2 separate regions of the Homo sapiens genome follow, and region 1 is linked to region 2. A link is a loop called in an ENCODE intact Hi-C map of the cell type or tissue named here. Cell type or tissue: IMR-90. All regions are shown on one strand. Links, peaks and the distances in the headings refer to the core of each region. The heading gives the core; the rest is flanking DNA.

The links. Hi-C counts contacts between places; a loop is a spot of excess contacts. Peaks named below come from ENCODE experiments on the same cell type or tissue, not always from the same donor. Only the 100,000 strongest peaks of a DNase experiment are listed, where the experiment ranks them.
Region 1: it touches region 2 in a loop (5-fold over the local background); 15 of 110 quality-filtered maps call a loop at or near these places.

The regions. Positions count from the first base shown.
Region 1 is chr3:98,704,202-98,707,127 of GRCh38, forward strand. No RefSeq gene overlaps it. Among named protein-coding and RNA genes, the nearest start is that of ST3GAL6-AS1, 27 kb to the right of the region's middle. In IMR-90, for the core only: a CTCF peak has its summit at 1,695 (motif pointing left); a DNase peak (open chromatin) is centred at 1,220.
Region 2 is chr3:98,600,614-98,603,539 of GRCh38, forward strand. No RefSeq gene overlaps it. Among named protein-coding and RNA genes, the nearest start is that of CPOX, 8.5 kb to the left of the region's middle. In IMR-90, for the core only: a CTCF peak has its summit at 1,655 (motif pointing right); a DNase peak (open chromatin) is centred at 1,668.

The sequences.
Region 1 (2,926 bases), core at 240-2,739, 100 kb after region 2:
CCTCCTGGGTTCAAGTGATTCTCCTACCTCGGCTTCCCGAGTAGCTGGGATTACAGGCAAGCACCACTACGCCCGGCTAATTTTCTTTTTTTTTTTTTTTTTTTTTTTAGTAGAGACGGTGTTTCACCATGTTGGCCAGACTGGTCTTGAACTACCGACCTCAGGTGATCTGCCTGCCTCGGCCTCCCAAAGTGCTGGGATTACAGGTGTGAGCAACTACGCCTGGCCTCACTTCCAGCTATTCTTATTGGGAAGGAGCTCATCACATATGTAATATTCTACAATTCTGGAATTTTCCTTCTCTCACAGAAGAGAATGATGATCCGATGACTTGGTTTTTCTCCTCAAAATGTCCATCCATTGGCTGGGCACAGTGGCTCATGCCTGTAATCCCAGGACTTTGGGAGGCTGAGGTGGGCGGATCACCTGAGGTCAGGAGTTCGAGACCAGCCTGGCCAACATGGTGAAACCCCATCTGTACTTAAAATACAAAAATTAGCCAGGCATGGTGGCAGGTGCCTGTAATCCCAGCTACTCGGGAGGCTGAGGCAGGAGAATTGCTTGAAGCCGGGAGGTGGATGTCGCAGTGAGCCGAGATCGTGCCATTGCACTCCAGCCTGGGGGACAAGAATAAGACTTTGTCTCAAAAAAAAAAAAAAAAAAAAGTCCGTCCATTGACCCAAGAAGTGTTTTCTCCTGTCCCTGTCAAATCAGTTTCATACATTCATGTTGAATGTTAGCAGTGAAGGTGAAACCTGGGAGGTGGAGGAGAAAGGAATGAAGTTAAGCTAACCTTCAAAATAAGCAGATAAGAGGATTTTGGAAATTGAGGGCAAATGAAAGGTGCTAGAATAAAGTGGAGGTAAGATAATTGGGGAAGAAGGAAAAAGGTAAACGGGTTGTTGCCAGGGGGTTGGTAAAGAATCAACTTTAATACATTTTCAAAAGCACAAAAATTAGAACATAATTCCATTTTTCTTACTAAATAGATATTTGGTCTGAGCTTCTATGGATGAGACTGTATGCATGGACTGGACCATATAGGTCAGAGGCTAAAAGGGTTACACACTAAGTTTAGGGTGGCCAACTTGTATCAGTTTTCCTAGGACTTCCCCAATGTTAGCACTGAAATTTTTACATCCAGGGAACTCCTTCAGTCTTTGTCAAACTGGGATGGTTGTTTACGCTAAGTTGTTAGTGACTAATAATGGCTCCATGTGTTACATTTTCTGGGAGAATAGTAAGCTCTTGGTTTTCATAAGAAAGGCTTAGAGGATGAAGAAACTATTATGGCATTTGACTTCCAGTGATGTCCATAGAAATATTATCTTTAGTTGAAATGCAAACACTTATATTTTACATACCCACAAGTGGTTCTTGGGATTCTAATTCTAGAATCTGAATTTCTCTTTCTCCTGCTTGCAAGAGAAGACAAATATAGTACTCAGAAAAAGAGACAGTCTCGGGGGAAATTTAATGGAAAAGAAGGAGGTGGAGGAAGAGGAAGAAGTGAAAGGAAAGAGAAAGGGCTCAAAGAAGAATGAAATTTAAGTGCATGTGTGTCTATAAGGGAGAAACTCTTTTCTCTAAAAAAGAAGTTCTTGGCTGGAGATGATTCCATCCTCCAGGGGATATTTAGCAATGTCTGGAGATATTTTTGGTTGTGACAACCAGAAGGAAGGCACTACTGGCATCTAGTGGGTCAATTGCTACAGGGCAAGAATGCTGCTAAACATCCTACAATGCACGGGACAGCCCTTCATAACAAAGATCTAGCCCAAAGTGTCAATAGTGCCAAGGTTGAGAAATCCTGACCTAAAGAATGTATCATTAATAATGGACTAATAGACATCAGAAAAAATGTATAGAATGAGGATTGAGGACACAGCCTCCCTATCTGTCCTTAAATCATACCATATATAGAGTGATGCTAAAAAAATGATTTTCAAGGGTCTAAAATGGTAGTGTTAGCATATAAATAGAATGCTAAAAGAACATCAGCAAAAAGCAGGAAATAGGTGTCAATTTTTTATTTAGCTGCCCATGTCTCAGATAAAGTACTTGATGTAGAAAATAACAATACTTTTCTCCAAGGTTTTCCAATGTTAGGACAAAGGGAAGTATCCCAATTTACCCAGAATCTGTAAGACACTGTCAAATTGGAATTGAATCAGCAATTAGGACAGGTGAACTTTGCCTTATGAACATTAGAATCAGCCAATTTATTCACTCAACAAGCATATTCTTTCATGCCAGGATTCTTGAGGAAACTGGGGATGCAAAGATGAACATGATACACTGAAGGTACAAAAAATATAATTATTTATTGAAGATGAGCATTGTGTCATGGGAGCACAGCAAAGGAAAGACTCATTCTGCTTGAAGGTGTCTCAGAATAGGTAAAATTCTACCCGGCCCTTGAAAGATGAGTAGTAAATAACCCATCAGCGACAGGGCAAGATAAGGACAATCCTGGCCAAGGCTGCAGAGAGTGCAAATCATGGAGGCTTTAAAGAGGGGTAGACCTTGACATTTGAGCAACTCATCTTTGTGGCTAGATTTCATGGAGAAAAGAAAGAAGTGATTGTGTATCAGATGTCAAGAAAAAGACTACCATAATGCCTACATGTCATCCTCTCAAGTCAAACAGCATATACATTCTCCCCCATGCCCATCATTGTCCTCTCCCAACTCAGAGGCTTAGACCACATGTCCCCCTCTCTCTGCCTATTCAAGGTCCCTGCAAATATCCCTCAGACCAAAGAGATGCTTCCGTGCTTGCACTACGCATAGTTTATGTCATTTAACATTCATTTGTAACTCTGTTAGGGTGGCTGCATCTCCTGAGTATAAATTGTATCCTTGCCCATCTATGTCATGAACTTTCCAAAAGATGGACCAGATATATATGGCTTGAAGCTCCCAA
Region 2 (2,926 bases), core at 128-2,627:
TATCATGGGGCAACAAAGAAACAACATAGCTACACACTTTGCATAAATTGTGCATAAACTGAATAACAGATGGGCACTGACCAATCACCAACAGACTTTGAAAAAAAGTAGCATGATTGGTCGTGAACATGATGCATTTATGTTATTTATGTAGTGATTTGTGGACTGAAGAGCTAGCACCAGATTTGTACTTTACACAACTTTACACAATTACCCACAGTTATCTAATGTGGTAACTGAAATTTGAACTCCATTGGGGAGCTGGTGATATTTAACCAAATCATGATAACGAAATGTAATTTGTGCCTCTTGGAATCATGCAATGCCATGACTGCCTATATTTACTTTTGAACTGATGGCCTAGGTTCATAATAAAGAAGTCTCTACCTACCATGAAGGACCATGTACCAAAGAAAACAAGGTTCTCAACAGAATCAGCAGCGTCTCCATAAAAATTCTAGTATTTTCTTAACTTGAATTCTTAAAATAATGGAGACTTATTTTTCTGCCTATTTTCAGTGAATAATTGACACTTGTAGAATCACATAAAAATATACAAACAGAAGAAATGGTTTGTGGCAGAGACAACTAGTTGTCCAACAAAAATCCATTTTTCTCTTCTTACTTTAATAATCATTCTCCAGGTTTCGTGGAGCATATAGCAGCTTCAGCTAGCAGCTATAGTAGAGCAGAATGCTTCCACTACACTCATATCCCCTCTTGAAGCTTATGATCAAATCCTGGCCAGTAGGATGTGAATAAAACTATTGTGTGTCACTTCTGAGTTTATTCTTAAAAGGAATAAATGTGCTTCCTCTGGCCTTTTCGCTACTGGCTAGGATACAGCTGTGAAGGCATGAAGTGGAACAGCCACTTTGAACCCAGAAATAAAATCTGTGTGTTGAGTGAGGATGACAGAGCAACACTATGCATTTTGGACTATGACTCTGGAAAGTTCAATCAGACAGAATGAACTTCACTTTTGTTTTAGCCACTGAATTTTGGGGTCTTTTGTTATAAACACTAAATTATAACCTAATAAATACGTGAATGGAATCCTTTCTGAGAATAACCAGTAGCCTAACGTAGTAACATAGGGAGTTTATGCACATCACACTAAATAGTGGATGGATTATCTCTATTCTAACTTTCACTTAAAGATGACAGGAAGAAAGACTGAGGGCCTCAAATGTAATGGCATCCCCTTATGAGGGAATAAGCTGAGCGCGGCCTACTGAAGACAATTAATGGTCTAGTGCAACCAACATAGAGAGGATGGATAAAACCTGACTCTTGCAGAGTGGATGTGATGTTTTCCACTTAGCATTTGTTGTGCACTAAGGCTATGAACCTCCATTCTTAACAACAAGCTGTATTGGGAAGGGGGGCCTCCAATATTTAAATTGAATTTCTAGGAGCTGCTGGGGTCTAACCAGAGAGACAGCGTTTATGGCAATACTGTGTTTATAGAATTTGTGTCAAAAATAAATTTAAGGTGGTACAAACCAGTTTAGTCATCGACATGAATATAATTTATCCAACTACAACCACTGAAATACGTGCATAATGAAATTTGGCTCTTTTTTACAGAGCACATTAGAAAACATGATACATCAACAAATGTGTGACACTCGTGTGTACACTAGAGGGCACTCACCTACTAATTTGCAAACCAGCATCTAGAGCTTGGGATCTTGTTAAAAGTGTATGTTTCGAGGCTGTAGAGGAGCCTGTGAACCTGCTTTTTAATGGGATACTCTCTAAGAGCATAGTTAAGGGAATGGCTCATGGAGTCTGATGGCCAGGGTTTGAAAACTGGCTTTGCCATTTGTGAACTTAGGCAATTAGGTAACCTCCCTGTGCCTGGATTTCCTCATCCACTGGATGAAGTTAGAAATAACATTTCCCTCTTAGGGTAGTTGTGATGATTAGATAAGTTAACTTAGAACACAACCTAGTGCCTAGCAATATATATTAGCTCTATTATTATAAGTATTATTTTTAATAATCATATTTATTGATTGTATAGCAGGGGACCTTAGAGTCACTCTTGAGAAATACAGAACTATTTTAAAAATTTAAAAAGGGGCCAGGCACAGTGGCTCACCCTGTATTCCTAGCACTTTGGGAGGCCAAGGTAGGAGTTTTGCTTGAGGCCTAGAGTTCGAGAACCCTGTGAGCAACGTAGAAAGACCTCAACTCTACTAAAAATTAAATAAATAAAGTAGTCAGATGTGGTGGTGTACGCCTGTAGTCCCAGCTTCAGGAGGCTGAAGCAGGAGGATCGCTCGTGTCCAGGAGTTCAAGGCTGCATTGAGCTATGATTGCTCCACTGCACTCCAGCCTGAGTGACAGAGACTCTGACTCAATCAATCAATCAATCAATAAAGAAGGATCCTCTTAATAGTGAGTACCCAGTCAGGCAAAGACCTCATGTTCCGACTCTTAGCTACAGTGATAATGGAATGGCAGCAACAAAAATTGCAGAATAGAAAATGGAGCGAAATGAGGCTGGTCTTTTTATGCTCTGTTAAAGAACTTGTACATTATTCATAAGTCCATAGAAATCCATCAAAAGGCATTAAAGCAGAAGATGGCTTAATGAGGTTTATATCTGAGATAGATTATTCTGGAAGTGAAATGGGGGGGTGGGAGGCAAGGGAAGAGAGTGGAGGCAGTATATCGGGGAGGTCAGGTAGATGTAATGCTGCTCCTTTTCCAACCAAGAAAGGGTTTCCAGAAAACTTTAGGATTATCCACAACAGTGACTCACAATAATTTGAACATTATAAATCCTTCCTTCTTTGGAGTTCAAACCAGAGCTCAAGCTTGTAATAAAGTACTCTGCCTCAACCACACCCCGCTGTTTTATACAAACATATAGGATAGAGTACCTGGCAGGCATCCTCCCTAGGTTTTGAGCAGC